3 separate regions of the Homo sapiens genome follow, and regions 2 and 3 are each linked to region 1. The links are chromatin loops, found by intact Hi-C in ENCODE. Cell type or tissue: chondrocyte. All regions are shown on one strand. Each heading gives the region's core, and the rest is flanking DNA. Links, peaks and the distances in the headings are about the cores only.

Region 1 (5,394 bases), core at 114-5,113:
AACCACAGGTAGGGCTTGATTCCTCTATGGGACTCCCATGAGCATAGAGTAGAGACGCCCTTGGTTGCATTAGACCTCTAGCAATCGAAGGCCAGTTCCAGCCTGGACCAAGGCCTGCCTCTGGTTCTGCACAATGGCAAGTCCTATTAGGAGGACTAGGAGCTTTGTCCTTGAAGTAAAGACCTGCATGGTAACTGGTTTCAGTTAGGTTGGCTCACTGGGATTTGAAGCTGGGATGAATGGATTCCACACTGACCTTTATCCCATGGGCCTGTTGGACTGGCTCTTGGGGAACTCATAACTGTACCATGTGTTTGAGCTTCAGTGAGCTCAAATGCAGAGTCAAGTGGGAAGAGATGCAAGATTGCTAAGTAGGTGGTCAGCTATCTGCCAGGGGTCTTCTCCTAATGGTAGACCAGCTAGCCTGTCAATCTGAAGTCTGCTTTTGTAAAGCTTTGTGCTGGGGGCTATGATGGATAGTAATAAAATGACATTGTCCTCTCAGAGCTTAGGATCTGCCAAATTAGGAAGCATGTTCAAAGAAACCCCTAGAGAGCCTGAGATGAGTTAAGGGTGAGGTTCTAACCAAACCAGGTGTAGCTTTAGCGGTACAACCTCTGTAAATCACTCAACTTGTCTGTAAGTCAGTTTGCTCATGTGTGAAATGATCTCAAAAATTCCCTCTGCCTCTGGCTTTATAATCTAGGTGGAAAGATGAAGCATAAACACAGTCCATTTGTAGTTTCCCGGGCCTCTGATAACATCTCCAATCTGAGTTACTTAAGCTTTAGAGCCACCTGTTAGCAGCATTCAAAGCAAGATTGTTGAGGTTGGTGACAGGTGCACTGCACAGTTGTGCCCTGTGGGTGCTCTGTGGCCATGAGGTGAGCCAGAAAGACAAACTGCACATGAGTAGGCCAACCGCTCTGCAGAACGTGCAGAAAGGTTCATTGTTCATGGTCAGAAAATAACATTTTGTATTGTGGTAAAAAGAGAAATAACATTCTGTCTCCTATTGTCACAATTTATAATGTAAGATTTTAAAGATGTAATAAAAAGTTATGCACATCAATAATGAAGGAAGACAGCTAAAGCAAGCAATATTTGTGCAACATTTTCATCATATGAAGCTGTGTGCTCAGGAGTTTCTCTGGGTCCAGTAATAGTAAGGTCTATACAGATTGCCCAGGGGCCCAGAGCAGGCCAGAGTTTCATTTCTAGACTGGAGAGTGTGGGTTTGTTGGAATAGACAGTGGGGGATATTTGGAGAAGTAGAGCAAGGTGAACGGTCTTTGAATAACATTTGAGAACTTATCACCCCAATGCCAAGCTTTTAATTGTGTGACGGGCAGGTTATGGAATCATTTGGACTTCAGGTTCCTTATCTGTAAGTGGGGCAATAATAATGTCCATCTCAAGAGATTGTAGCCGGGTGCGGTGGCTCACGCCTGTAATCCCAGCACTTGGGGAGGCCAAGGCGGGCAGATCACAAGGTCAGGAGTTTGAGACCAGCCTGGCCAACATGGTGAAACCCCATCTTTACTAAAAATACAAAAATTAGCAGGGTGTGGTGGCGCACGCCTGTAATCCCAGCTACTCTGGAGGCTGAGGCAGGAGAATTAAACCTGGGGGGCGGAGGTTGTAATGAACCAAGATTGCACCGCTACATGCTGCACTCCAACCTGGGCAACAGAGCAAGACTCCGTCTCGAAAAAAAAAGAGATTGCTGTGAGGATTAGTTGATTTCCTACATACAAAGTACTTGGAACAGTGACTGACACATAGAAAGTCTTCATATAATAAATAGATTATTATTAGTGGCCCTACCATGTATGTTTGAAGTATGTTATCTCACTTCTCACGTCATCTCGGTGAGGTAAAAAAAATCATGGAGACTCAGTTTCCTTTTATGTGACATGGGAGAAAAATCTCATCCCTCCATCTTCCCACAGTCCCACAGGATGGCAGGGCTGGGAGCGTCAGCCAGCTAGGCCCGCCTGACCCCAAAGGCAGTGCACCACGGGGGAAACATAATGAAACATGCTTTTGAGAAAGCTTTCCCTGGCATGTGAAGGATATCTCCAGCGGGCAGAAGTCCCAGGAGTCTAGACTAGAGATGATGGGCTCTTGGCCAGAGTGGTGGGAAAATTAAATTTGAAAATTATGCAAGGTGGGCACATCAGGGCGACGCGGTGAGTGTCAACATGTAGGGAATATTAGGAACAGACTTACCGCTCTCTGGCTCCAGACCTCAGTTATACCTCCTCGAAGAGCCTCAAGTCCTTCTGGCAGATGCTGGAAGCTGGGGGTGGGCTGGGCAATGTTTGGGAAGAAGTGAGAGAGAGAGAAAGAGCCCGAGCTTAGTCAGCTGTCTCATGGGAAATTCTTCCCGTGTGAAGCAGCCAGCTCTCTCGCTGCAGCCCGTTTCTTCTCACCCCAGCCTCACCAAGAATAGAGAAGGATGGGAAGCTTTACCTCTGCAGGCTTCTCTCTTCCCTACCTCCACGTTGGTCCTAGCTGCAGAGGGAGGCCTCCCTGCAGATCAGACTGTGGCTGCACACTGCTTCAGCCAGCGCCGTCCCTGCCTTCCCTGATTCCATTCCCTTCTCATCTCTCTGCCTCCCACACCCCTTTCCAGAAGCCCGACGCCTCTCCTAGTCCCTTCCCCTATCCCACGTGTGCTTCTGTGAGCGCACACACACACACACGCACACACACACACATACACACACTCATACACAGTGGTTGTTTCTGCCATGAAAAGAATGCATCTGTGTTGGGGTTGGCCAGCTGCCTGTATCCCTTGCTGCTCCAAGCTTCCCAGCCGGCATTCCACAAGAGGGTCCCTGGCCTTCAGAAGGCCACAGGAATGTCCCCACCCCCTGACTCTGGCCTAGCCTCCCCTTTCCAGAGTTTAAGAAAATAACAGTGAGTGAAAGGTATGTTTCTCTCTCCAAGTCTTTCTGAGGGGGGTTGTAGGGAGGAAGAGGAGGCATTAAACAAGGTTCCCCAGCTGCGCTCTAGGTAGAGGAAGGCAGAGAGATTCTATGCTGAAGGACAGCAAAGCTCTAGATGAGGTGGGGATTCCTGAGAGGGGAGGGTTGGAACACCCTGTCAGGAGCTTGGCTGGCTGTGCTCTGGACCATCAGCAGGGTGCTACGAGACTGCCAGGGCTTTTTTTTTTTTTTTTGGCTTGACTAACAGCCAGGATCCAGACCCTAGTGCAAGGGTCCTACACAGAGATGGGGCAAGGCCTAAATGGAGAGACCTTGGAATGTAAAACCCTGGACATATCCCAGTTGTAAAGGATGGTAACACCTTCCCTGGCTCTGACCAAAGGGAAATTGTGGCAGAGTCTTGCTGGTCTCAGCAGTGTCACTACAGGTGCCAGGTCCCAAACTTTGGTATTTGTCCACTTTCTGAGAATCTGGGAAAGTGGGAGGAAGACCCTTGGGAAAGAAAACAACCATCTGAGATACATAAATACAGTCCGTGCTGCAGCTTTGAGGATCCAAAATATGTATGGCTTTAATCTTCCAATGATGGCTGCCAAGGACAGGGGTGACTCCAGGCAACCTGCCCTTTAGGGGGAGTGGGCCTGTGTGAAGTACCCTGAGTGCAGCTTCTGACTTTGCTTTTGGAAAAAGTGAAGTGGACCCCCTTTCCTACTGCCTACCCATCCCCCCAGCACCCCCCATGATTTCTAGAACATGTTTACATGTGGCTCCATGCACAAGGGAGGAAAAGGGGGTTGTCTCTGGCCTCTACCCTGGAGCAGAGTATTCAAGAGAGTTGGAGGTTGAGGGGAGCAACCGACTACCTTCTGAAGGTCTGAAATCCTGGTCATCTTAGTATGTGCAGTTGGGAGATAAGTGGGGTTAGGGAGGCATGGAGCATCTTCATGATGGAGTTGGGCCAACCATGGGATCTTCTCCCTACCCTGAATTTTAGGAGCGTGTCCCTGGCACCGTATGGAATGAGATTGATGACATGCAGGTATTTCGGATCCTGGACCTAGAGGATTTTGAAAAGATGTTTTCAGCCTACCAGAGGCACCAGGTAAGACCCTATACCCTCTGGCCTCTTGGACCATACCCTTGAATCCAAACCTCAGCTTCTCCTTTTCTTTCTGCCTGCCTGCCTTCCTTTCCTTTCCTTTCCTTCCTTCCCTTCCTCCATCTTCCCCTTCCCTTCCTTCTTTCCTTCCTTCCTCACATGTATACTGAATGATTTTATTCTTTATGAGGTGATGATTTTATTCTTGCTGAGGATGTAGGTATGAAGTAGAGGTGCACAGACCATAGGGGGAAATATGCTTGTATTATGGTTCATATTTATACACCAAGTATTGAAATGGTGTTTTGTCCATTTCTCTCTTCCATCCTGGAGCATCGGAGGTAGAGTCGCAAGGCCTGACCACTGTGGACCCTTGCTGTCTTTGGCCCAGGATTTAGGGACTAGGCTTAGAAGGCATAATAACTTCTCAAACCACTTTTCCACCACATTTTGTCTGTCAACACCTCTATGAGACCGAGCAGGGGATGTTGCCTTGCAAGGAAGGCAGAAGGTGCTGCTCCATGTCACTCAGGGGGCTGAGGCTGAGGCTGAGGCTGGGGCTGGGCCTGGGCCTGGGCCTGGGAAGGCCCGGGGAAGCCTTGGATATTGCTCTCAAGGCTCTATGTGCAGGTGGCTGCCAGCAGTCTGGTCTTCCAGTCACAGAGAAAGTAGGGGGTGAGTTGGTGGCAGAGCGCAGGGTGTTCCTGAGGTGGGAATCTGAAACTGTGCCGAGTATCTGTGGGGACTGCCAAAAGGGTTGCTTCTCAGACCTCATCCTGGAATGTGATTCGGGAGATGAGTTGGGGCCCAGGAATCCGCCTGGTAACTAGCAGCTAGGGGCCTTCCCTCTAAGTCCATTTGGGGAATGACCAGCTTAGAAGCCTCAGGGAATTGCTTTATCTCTGGCCCGCCCCAGAGGGACTTCTCCCTCTTGGGGCTGGGCTACCATCTTCCTTGTTTTCTTTACTTAGCCTGGGATCTCAGTCTTGAGGGTTTCCCTGGGTGCCAATGAGTGGGTCCTGGCAATGGCTGGCTGTTGTGGCCTGGCTCCCCACTGAGCTGGAGAGGTTGCCCTAGCTCACTTTCTGCCCAGCCCTGATCTGTGGATGACTGAGGACACATGCAGCCGCTCCTAGGGCTCTGGCCAGATGATTGCTTATTTAATTTAAATGTGGGTGCCCACAGCATCGGATTCTCTACTCCTAATTCCAGGAGGCATTTTTAACCCCATGCCCATGTCAGGCTGGCAGCTAAGGCTGCTGGAGCTGAAAGGAACTCTTTGAGCACTGGCTCCTGGGAGCCAATTCTCCACGAGTGGGGTTGAGGACAGAGGAGTGT
Region 2 (5,394 bases), core at 82-5,081, 60 kb before region 1:
TTTGGATGATGTCTTAGTTCAAGCTGCTCTAACAAAATACCATAGATTGGGTGACTTACACAGCAAACGCTTATTTCTCACAGTTCTGGAGGCCGGAAAGTCAAGATCCAGGCACTGGCAGATTTGACGTCTGGTGGTTCAGCCTTCTCACTGTGTCCTCACATGGCAGATGGGATGAGACAGCTCTCTGGGGTCTCTTTTATAAGGGCATGAATCCCGTTCAGGGGAGCTCCACCCTCATGACCTAATCATATCCCGAAGGCCCCGCCTACACATAGCATCAGATAGGGAATTCTGCCTCAACCTATGAATTTTGAGAGGACACACACATTCAGTCCATAGCAACGGGCAAAGCTTGTGAGAGCACAGAGGAAGGAGTTTTTAATGTTCAACACTCTGCTCGTGGGGGTGGAAGCCTCCATAGCAGCACTGACAGTTTAACCTGGTCTGGAAAGATGGCAAAGACTGCACAGGTGGAGGGAATGGGCATCCTAGCCTGAGTGAGTGGCAGCGTGCTGGAGAGGCTTATGGAAACCTCTGGTAATCTGGCCTGGTGGCTGGGTGGGGTGGGTGGGACCATGTGGGGGAAGCTGCGGAGGGAGCTGGTGATCAAATTAGGAAAGGTCTTGGATAATCTATGAGGAGCCTGGACTTCGCTGAATTTTTCAGTTACCAGGTTTTAAAAAACTTTTTATTTCAGTTTTTGGCTGAAAGAAGAAGCTATTATTTTAATTTTATTTAAAACCTGCCTGTGGATCTATAATAGGCAAAACTTAACTCAAATAGATTTAATCATAGCCTTGCTGCACTGTCCTGTTAATTTTGCTACTCTCCTTCCTCTTAGAGCTTCCACGTAGAATACATTTATCTTCTCGCTCTAGTCTCGTCTTGATTGAAATATTGGAGTGAGAGATAGAAGGTGGGATCTTTATTTTTTTTTCTCTGTATACAGAATAATGCCTATTTTAGAATGTGGAAAATACTAAAAACTATAAAGATGAAAAAAGAAATTTACCCTCTGGACAAGGTTGGTAGAAGATGAGTGGTTGAGCTCCAGTAGAATCAGTTTTGTTCAAATCCTAATTTTTTCACATATTACCTGTAAGACCTTGGCAATTTACTATCTCCAGGCCTCAGTTTCCTCATCTGTAAAATGGGAATAATAATCACAATACCTACCTCCTAAAGTTCCTATTGGGACTAAATCATTTTCTTCATGCAAAGCACTTAGGAAAGTGCTGTGTACATAGCAAATAATTAATATTTCTTATGGGTTATTGCAACACCCTCTGGGTGAGTTCAGCCCTAGAGGAAAGTAGGTGAGTTCCCTTGGGGAAGGGTCTTTCTGCCTCCATGTTCTACATCAGGAAAGTGGAGAAGCTTGTCATACCACAGGATGAGGCTAGTGCCGAGTCACAGACTGGTGTGTGTTCAGAGTTTTTCCCTGGAGGATGCTAGCTTATCCTCCCTTGCTCCTTCCTTTCTAGCATTTCCACCCACCTCGGGCTCTTGGGGCAGGCTGTCCCTTTAAGAAAGAGAGCCACACATTCTGCTCCTGACAGTGGCCCTGCCTCCCTTGCTAGATACCTTGCTGGGCTGTGGTTGGGACACTCCTGGGCTGGATTTTAGTACTGAAGCCTCCAGAGGAGGGGGCACTGCTTCAAATCAAGCACACCCCACCCCAGGAATCCATGCCCACAGAAGGACTCCCTGTCTGCAGCCCCCTGCTGTGGCCCTGGGCTCCCAGCACCCAGCTCTGGGACATCAGAAGATAATTCTTGAGGACTGAGCTCAGGATTCCTAAAAAGAAAGTTGGAAAATAGCTGGATAAACTTGGTAAGTGAAAGAAAGCCGCGTTACATCCTCTTCCTTGGATTGTGGATTGCAGATTTTGGGTTGAGTTCTGGTGACTCTTGCCAGTGGTATCTGATGGGCAAATGTGAGAAGGAGGAGACAGAGGTGGGGACTGGGATCCCCAGTGGGTAGCGAGTCTTGAACTTGGGGATAGCCCCCCACCTTATCCTGGTGGTTGTCAACCTTGAGGCAGGGAGCTGGGGGTTGACATCTGAACATAGCTGGAGCCTGGCCCAAGGAGTGAAGATCCGGGAGGGGCAGATGTCAGATTTCTCCCTCATTTGGGAAAAACAAAGTGTGGTCAGTGAGTGCTGTTTGTGAAGATGCCAGAGACCAGTGACATTTGCAGCCTGAGGGTGAAATGAGTGACCCTGTGAGTGTATCTCAGGAGGAGACTTGGACCAATTCCTCTTCTTCCTATAGGGTCAGGGGACAGACCAGGCCTGGGCCCCAAGAAATCTGCGTTGTCTCCTTGGATTGAGGCAGCTGCCCATGAGCAGCAGCGGACAGTGTCGTAGTGGGAGGAGGCAGGTCTGCCAAGGGCAGGGAAGAATGGAGGGCCTGTTACTGCTGAAGCCTGGGAACGCTGCCTGGGGGGAGGCCCACGCTCCCCAGAGCTGGAGTGAGAAGGAATGGGAGGAGAAGTCTATGCAGCAGGGGGATGGGCTCAGCCAGCATCCCCACCCTCTGCAGAGCAAATGCCCCCGTCCCATTTCCTGTGGCATGGACACAGGTGAGCTTCCTGGCCTTGAATGCTCAGGTACAGTTTGGAGGGCTGGGGTCTGTTACAAAGAGGTGGCCTCCCATGGAGGAAGCAGGAAATGCTAGAAGCCTCAGCCCCTGGCACTCACCCGAGGGTTTCCAAATCAGAGACACTTTCTGCTAAATTATGCTTCAACAGATGTTTTCTGTGTTCCTACTTGTGCCAGGCTTTGTGCTGGGGATTTACCAAAATATAATATGGCATGGTGGAATTGGGAAGGTGTGCAGAGCTGGAAAGATATTTTGGATGTGAGATTAAAGCCATTTTTGAAAAGTAACAATAATAGTTACCATTTATTCTGTACCTTGAATGCACCAATCACTCTGCTAAAGGCTTTGCATCTCCTTTAATTCTTGCAGTAGTTTATTGACTTGTGACTAATTTTGTAGATTTCAAAGATTAAGAAACTAAGGCTCAGAGATTAAGGACCTTTCCTTAAAGATGCAGGGCTGGTAAATGGCAAAGCCAGGATGAACCTCTTAAGTCGTCTAACCATTTATTCATTTGTGTGTTCAACAAAGTTGAATTGCTGGCCTACTGTGTGACAGCCATTGTAGAGGGCACTCAGGACACAGCTGGGACAGGGAAGGGTCCAGGGCAGCCTAACTCCATAGCCTGGGTCCTCACCCCCAGCCAGAGCCCTTCACACTGGGCCCCAGAGACCCCTGGGAACATTGTGTGATTGTTTTCTCCAAGGTCTGAGACTCTGCTTGAGAATGTGCTTTTCCTTGAGAAATGTTTCTTTGTTTTCATTTTAATAATAATACTGTAAAAATTGGAGGCATTTATTCTGAATCATCTGAATGACCACCATATAACCTACTATTGGCATGCGATTTTAGTCCCCAGGTTTGTGTTTCTGTGCAAGTTGGCACCGAGTGGTTTCCTAAAATGATAGTTTTTAACTTTCAATGCTTTGTTTCTCAAACTGGGCTCTACACTGTGTGCTTCAAAGGCCCAAAGATTAAGAAAGGCTACATCGACAGATTCTACTGCAGGAAGGGAGATGTGCAGTATGGGTGTCCCAAGAGGAAATGGTTCAACATCCTCCTCTCCTGGGGGGTGAAGAAAACTGAGGAGTTCAGGTTGGGGCAAAGCAGCTTGGGGGTTCTGAATCTTCCAACCTGCTGGTCTCCAAGCTCAGGATGGACCTAGGCCAGAGACTCAGAGAGGAACAGGCAAGTCAGGAAAAACGAAGACTCTTGAGTTCAGATTGGTGTGCTCTGCTCTGACATAGCATCTCTGACCTCAAGCAAACTTGCTCCTTTCTGGGCCTTTGCAGATGGGACGACTTGTGCCGGGAAGGGGGAAGTGTGGGGCCTCCCTGGAACACTGTGTGACTTCCTCCCAAAGAGGGATGTTTTGTGGTCATTCAGAACTTCTGACCTTTCCTGAGGCCCAGCTGTTAGGTGAGAAGGCCATCGCATGATCCCTGGTGTACAGAACTGTGCATGTGACTTGTGCCTCACCACCCTGGGGGCATCCAGGGCTGTATCATGCTAGCCTGGTGCTTTGGCCCTTAGATGGGGCTGGGCAATCAGCATCCTTTCTGGATCGGATGTCCTGCCAGTCTTGGAGGCTGGAGGCAGGAGACTGAGGACCCCTGCCTCTCCATCCTCTTCCACCTCCTTTCCCTCCTCCCCCTGCTGGGGTTTTGGGTCTTGCTGTCATCTCTGCTTTTGAATGATGCTCCATTGTATCTCCACTCTCTGGTTACTGTCCCTCAGCTGGGCCCTGGGTGGTCATTCTGGTCGTCTTTTCTCCAGACTCCACTCTACCCTCTTCTGTCTTGTACATTAGGAGTCAGTGAACATTATCTGCAAAGGTCTTGATAGTAAATATTTCAGCTCTGGGGGCCTTCTGTGCTACACATTAGTAATTTGTTCCTAATTTTATCTCCTCAAGCGCAGGAGTCAATAGAACTTGGCTATCTCTGCAGCCTCCCCCGCCCCCAGTTCTGTGCCTGCTGGGCAGTAGGCACTCAGGAAGTATTGCTGGCATAAATCCCAATGACCTCTCCCCATCCCCCTAGAGCCCGTGCCCCAGCAGGGGGCATCTTGGGGTCTAGCTGTACCATTTTGGGAAATCAGGATCTGGTCACCTGTTGGTTGCTGTGGCATCCTGTAGCTAAATCCATCTCTGGCCCTGTAACCTGAACCTGCCCCAGGCCCTGTGCTCCAGGATCAAGTGTCCCTGTTTGTTTTGACATCCCCTGTGGGGCGTTAGAGATCCAGATTTCAAAGCAAGATTTTTTTCTAGCAGCGGTTGAAGGCCAGGCCCCTGCCAGCTCCTGGGCTCCCATGTTAGCATTTTCAGTTAATTAAGAAAACAAACCCCACATCCTTGACAGAGGTGGTTCTGCCAATTCAGGACAGAGAACTTTGCATCAGCATAGCATGCAGGAGAAGCTGGCCAGCTCCTGCAGGCAGGACAAGCTGAGGGAGGCAGATGTTTGAGCTGGAGAGGACCCACTGGTGCCTTCTCGGCAAGAGCAGGTTCCGCGGAAGTCGCATGGTTGGGAAGCCAGCTCCAGGCAAGGTCCAGAGCATGGAATTTCTGTTCCTCTTTCCCCATCCAGGGTGCATTTATCATGGGTGAGGGCCATGGGGAAAGGCCAGCTGGATGAGAATAGCAGGGGGAGACACAAATACTTTCTTGGGACTTGCCAGTCTTCCTCTCCAGAGCCAGGTTATCCCAACTGTCTAACTCCTGGAGGAGAATGATGAGAGGTGACCTGGGGTGGCTTCAGAGGGGCCCAGGTAGCTGACCTGCCAGCT
Region 3 (5,394 bases), core at 82-5,081, 470 kb before region 1:
AGGTAAATGTGAATTTATGGAGATCATATATAGTGTTAAAAAGTTCTGGAGTTGGACAGAAATTCTAGTCTGGCCACTTACAAAGGCCATTTCACTGCAACTCATTGAAAAAAAAAAATCTGGCCAGGTGTGGTGGCTCATGCCTGTAATCCCAACACTTTGGGAGGCTGAAGCAGGTGGATCACAAGGTCAGGAGTTCAAGATCAGCCTGGCCAAGATGGTGAAACCCTGTCTCTACTAAAAATACAAAAAATTAGCCAGGTGTGGTGGTGGGCGCCTATAATCCCAGCTACTCAGGAGGCTGAGGCAGAGAATTGCTTGAACCCGGGAGGCAGAAGTTGCAGTGACCCGAGATTGCGCTATTGCACTCCAGCCTGGATGACAGAGTGAAACTCTGTCTCAAAACAAACAAACAAAGAAACAAAACCTATAAAACAGTGAAAATACCATATTTCATAGAATCTAAGACAATGTCAACTAGAAGACCAATCGCCAATACAGAGATTTTTAAAATGTAAAAAAAAAAAAAAAAAAAAAAAAGGCCAAATGGGACGGTTAAATACATCCCGACAACACAGATGTTAAGAGTGTAAAAACTGTGTCCTTAGAATCTGTGACATATATGGTAAAACCCACCTTACAGGTGTGTCTCCTCCCTGTGAGGATTAAATGAGATAACATAGGTCAAGTTCTCAGGCCAGCCTGGAGTAAGTGCTCAATAAATGCTGAAGGCTGCTGTTACTGCTGGTGTTGTCCTTGTAATTTGGAGCTGGCAACAAATAGTAACAAAAGGATATACTTGATCCGGGTCATCATAATCTAGCAAAACAGCCTGGATGTTGTCTTTTCCTTACTCCAGGATAAGTTACAAGAAGCAGACATGCAGGAGGTAGGTCCAAAAGTAAACCTCCAATGACGCTTAAGTACAGAACATGCACAGAACTGACAAATAGCAAAAACAGTCTGGTTTATTCTGCCGACAGAGACCCAGATCTGAGAAATGATTTTCCCAAATCCCAGATGTACAAGAGAAACATTTTTTAAAAGGGCATTGGTCAAATGGTGGGTTGGGGGGTTCTTTGAATTTGGAGTAGGGGGAAAAAAACTTCCAGAATATTTTGCTAGCTTTTCTAGTGTTTGTTTTTCTCTTTCTTTGCCTCTCACTAACAGCTTCTTCTATTACATTCCCCGTGATTTTTGAATTGATTGCTGAGTGCCTCACTAGTGAAAACCCACTGTGCAGCCTCCTGTGATGTGAGTTTTCATTTAGGCCTGGAGGGGTCTGTGGAGGGATGAAGAGGTGCCAAGAGGTGTCAGTCAAGCTCTTTTACCTGCCTGCAAGGCAGCTGTTTCAGGACTAGTCTGGAGTGGGCCTTAAGCCAGTGAACAGCCATTCATTGTCCTTTGTTGCCAAAGACAATGCTGCCAGTGGTAAAACAGTGATGATGTAAAAAAACTAATGCCTGGATTCTAGTAAGCAAAACCATGCCTGGCTTATGCCACTGCCTCTAAAGCAGTCTACTTCTTTTCCCAGTTTGGGCTCAGTGGCGTTTTTGGAGACATGACAGATGGAAGCAGGGTGTAAATGAACATGTGCGAAACCCCAGCCCATGTGAAGAAAAGCAGCCGAATGATCTTGTATATGGAACAGGTAGATACAATAAAAATGGCTCTCCGACAGAAACACAGACTCTTATTATTTTTCAGGGAGATTTTAAATTGGTTACTCCTCCCATTTCTTATTTCAACTTATTTCAACATCAGGATTGATGTAAATGGCGTCTAGAGAAAGACAAAAAGGAGTTTGTGGCAAGAGTTTATCTACCTAGTTGGGTTGGCTTCTTTTAAGAGAAGGAAATTATATGGAAGTTCAGACTGATTATGCCATATAAAAATTAGATATTATACAGCCACTACTAAATTGATAGCCTTTAGGGAGTTTTGAGAAGGAAGGCAGCTCAAGAGGCAGCTGTGGATCACAATGTCAGAGAAAAAACAAACTACCCGAGGAGACAGTGGCAACCTGAACTTTAAACATGTGGGCTGACTGGTTTGCAGTTCACAAATACAGCTTTTGTTTCTTCTCTGCAGGCCAATTACGTGTGTACCCCTCGGCATCTCAATCTTGCCTCAGGGTCCAGAGGCAGGATGTAGCCCAGTTTGGGAGTGGAGCTGAGGCACCATCCCGTGCAGACAGGGCAAATTCATGTCATGCTCCTGCCTCCTGCCTCCTAGATTCACTGAAGGACTCCTTGGGGACTGCAAATTCCATTTGATTTCATTTCTCCCTAAGAAAAATGCACTCACTCATATCCTAAATTTCCAGAAACTTGTGTCCTTCAAGGTTGCCTTGGAAATTTTAAATGTGTGTGCAAGTTCCACCTTCCTCCTCCTTAGTCCTAACCTGGTGTCTGAGATGTCGTGATGGCAGGCTACTCCCTGAGGTCAAGCACCGTGAGGGGGTATTCAGTAATACGGCTGAGTCTCAATGACCCACTCACCTGGGCCCCTTGGATTAGAGCACAATTTGAAAGATGGGTGGCCAGGAATGGGTCTCACTGTGGTATTTGCATAAAGTGAAGTGAAGACTGGCATTGGCTTTATAGGCATCACTGAATTAACTATGTTCTTGGCAGCAATGGAAGCTTGAATCTCAATATTGGTGTGAACTATGCTTGTTATTTTCTGGATAAAACAAATGTTTACTTGTCCAGATCTTCTCCTAGCATATCTGGGCCCTTTGAACATGAATTATAAGCAGACATCTTCTCTGGGCAGATCAAATGACAGCCCTCAGTTGGTTGGCCCTTGGCTCTTGGGCAGGAAACACCTGTGCAGATTTTAAGGCAGCCCCCAACCTGCCTAATCTTCAGAATGTGGCAAACTTGCTCCACCAACATACACGATTGCACCACAGTTATGGGGAATTTGTAGTTATTTCCATTGTACTCAGAGTGAAAAAACTAAGTATATTAGTATAGTCAATTGGTGCCTTCCATCATTAGTCTATTTCATTAATGTTGGAACGGTTTTATTTTGGTTTACAGAGTAAGATATTTTTTAAGAGCAAAAGTTTATATTATTTCTTAGGGAGAAACAGTTTATAAAAGGTCTTCTCTCTTATCCCTCCAAGGATGAAAACAGACCACTGGGTCCCTTGAGGTAAGAGGATGCTGACAAATTGGCCCTGGCTCCACTGAAGTCAGCTTCCTCTTTCCCTCCTTCTCCCCTTCAAGCCAAGTAGACTATCACTGCCCACTGTCTGGGACTGGGATGCCCCCCAGCAGAGTGTCTGCCTTCCCACCTGAAGGAGATCAGCCTAGGATCAATTTCCTTATTGGTGTGGGTGACTGGGCCCTCTGAGAATCAGATGAGCTATGGATGGACATAATCTTCAGAAAAATACAAACATTCCTAACTCCCAGTTTTTCTCATGCAGTTTTAGGATGTTCAGGAATCCAGGTCAAGAAAGGGGTTTGAAATCTTTTTTTGTGCCAGCGATCTTCTGGCAGTCTGATGACCTTACGGACCCCTTCTCAGGATAATAATTTGGTGCATAAATTAAAATACGCAGGCTTTTAAGATAAACCAATTATATTGAAATAGTTATCAAAATTGTAAAACCTTTTGTGATACAGAAATATCTATGTACTTTTATATAAATGTATTAAATAAAAAGATCTAATGGTGAGTCTAATAACCACTGTAATTTTGTACTGATAGCACAAAAGATATTTTACAACGTCTGCCCCTCTGTGATATGACATGCAGGCCTCTGTGACTTCCACTGGGTTCATCATTGAGGTGGTGCTAAGTTTCAGTTAGAGGTTAGTAGAAATACAGGGGCATTTCTCTCCTATCAAGATCCTGGACCTTAGGTCAAGAACTCCTGAGACACAAGGATTCTGAGTGTGGCTGTTGGCTGTGTCTCTGGGTCTGGCTGCCTCAGCCCCTTCTGTCTCAGGCCACAGAGGGGACTGTGGGGCTCCTGTTTACCGACCGAGACAAACTGAGGCTATCGTGATTTTTATATTCTGTTAGAAAAATTAAAGGGGGCACTCACAGTGGCTTCTGTCCTGTCCTCACTTGTAGGCGGAGAAAAGGGGGTAGTAAGAGAGACCCAGCGGGCCAGCTGTGAGCCAGTAACTGCTGCCTTCTCCAGCACAGAGGTGAGGCACAGGGATCGCCTCTGTGAAGCTGCCCTGGGCCTGGGAGATGGGTCTCTGTGGTATCTTTTAGTTTGGGATGAAAAAAACATTGTCCTCTTACTTTTAAAAGGATTTGAGGCTGGGTGTGGTGGCTCACCACCTGTAGTCCCAGCACTTTGGGAGGCCGAGGTGGGTGGATCACTTGAGGTCAGGAGTTCGAGACCAGCCTAGCCAACGTGGTGAAACCCCATCTCTACTAAAATCACAAAAATTAGCTGGGTGTGATGGCATGCACCCATAGTCCCAGTCACATGGGAAGCTGAGGCAGGAGAATCACTTGAACCTGGGAGGTGGAGGTTGCAGTGAGCTGAGATCACGCCACTGCACTCCAGCCTGGGCAACAGAGTGAGACTCTGTCTCAAAAAAAAAAAAAAAAAAAAAAGAGAATTCGAGGCACATTTTACTGAGTTGCCTCTTGCCTTAACTTCACCTTTGCAGGGGTACTCACCTAAGTGGGGAGCCCTCCGTGGCAGCCTCCACCTTGGGAAGGCACGATGGCTTGTTTTTGCTTCTTATCCTTCCACCAGCTTATTGACTGATGCTAAAATATCATACCTGTGCCAAATATGCTAAGCAGAAGCTTTGGGAGGTGTAAGAGTGTTTCCCCATACTTGAAATACGAAATGACGTCTCACTGTAACCGTGAAGTTATGATTAGCTGAGCTACTGCTGAAAAACACCAGGGAAAAGCACAACTCTCTGATTGGGATGCTGGAGCTCAGGTCTGCCTGAGGATGAAAAGTTCAAGTTCTAGACAAAAGAAAGTGCTTTTCCTGCTGGGTGGTGGGAGGGATCACACACTTCCTAGGGAAGGCTCTCAAAGCAGCTTCCTTGGCAGGGGCTCTCCTGAAACTGGCCATTTGGGGCTTCATGGCCATTTGGAGGCACATCATGACCTGATTTTCACCAGGAAAATGGTTTCTGAAAGAGGCTCACAGAATATCATCTGCTTACCAATTTTACTTCTTGCTTCATTTATACTTTCTCCCAGGGCCTTGGCTTCAGAAAATCTGGAGGGGAAAAAAATGAAAATTGTAGTTTTTCTGTTCATCCTACAAGATGTTTTAAAAATAATAGATTTCTTAGAGGTCACTAAAATATGATGAAACTTTATTGAAAGACACAAAAGAAAAATCTAAATAAGTAAAATATATTAGGCTTAAAAATAGAGAGAAAATTGGTATTA

The links. Peaks named below come from ENCODE experiments on the same cell type or tissue, not always from the same donor. Only the 100,000 strongest peaks of a DNase experiment are listed, where the experiment ranks them.
Region 2: a loop joins it to region 1, with 2.4 times the contacts of the local background. A loop is called at or near these places in 9 of 110 quality-filtered maps.
Region 3: a loop joins it to region 1, with 4 times the contacts of the local background. A loop is called at or near these places in 2 of 110 quality-filtered maps.

What each region holds. Positions count from the first base shown.
Region 1 is chr6:39,880,011-39,885,404 of GRCh38, forward strand. It overlaps DAAM2 (dishevelled associated activator of morphogenesis 2), which reads left to right. Exons shown (of 25, transcript NM_001201427.2): 15 at 3,952-4,059. Among named protein-coding and RNA genes, the nearest start is that of DAAM2-AS1, 15 kb to the right of the region's middle. In chondrocyte, for the core only: no CTCF peak of the experiment used is centred there; a DNase peak (open chromatin) is centred at 2,824.
Region 2 is chr6:39,819,638-39,825,031 of GRCh38, forward strand. The region is part of intron 1 of DAAM2 (dishevelled associated activator of morphogenesis 2); the gene reads left to right. LOC124901487 (a long non-coding RNA gene) reads right to left here and starts at 174. Exons shown (of 2, transcript XR_007059917.1): 1 at 60-174. RefSeq lists an enhancer at 4,523-5,083. In chondrocyte, for the core only: no CTCF peak of the experiment used is centred there; no DNase peak of the experiment used is centred there.
Region 3 is chr6:39,414,786-39,420,179 of GRCh38, forward strand. It overlaps KIF6 (kinesin family member 6), which reads right to left. Exons shown (of 23, transcript NM_145027.6): 15 at 5,163-5,218. Among named protein-coding and RNA genes, the nearest start is that of KCNK16, 95 kb to the left of the region's middle. RefSeq lists an enhancer at 2,065-2,565. In chondrocyte, for the core only: no CTCF peak of the experiment used is centred there; no DNase peak of the experiment used is centred there.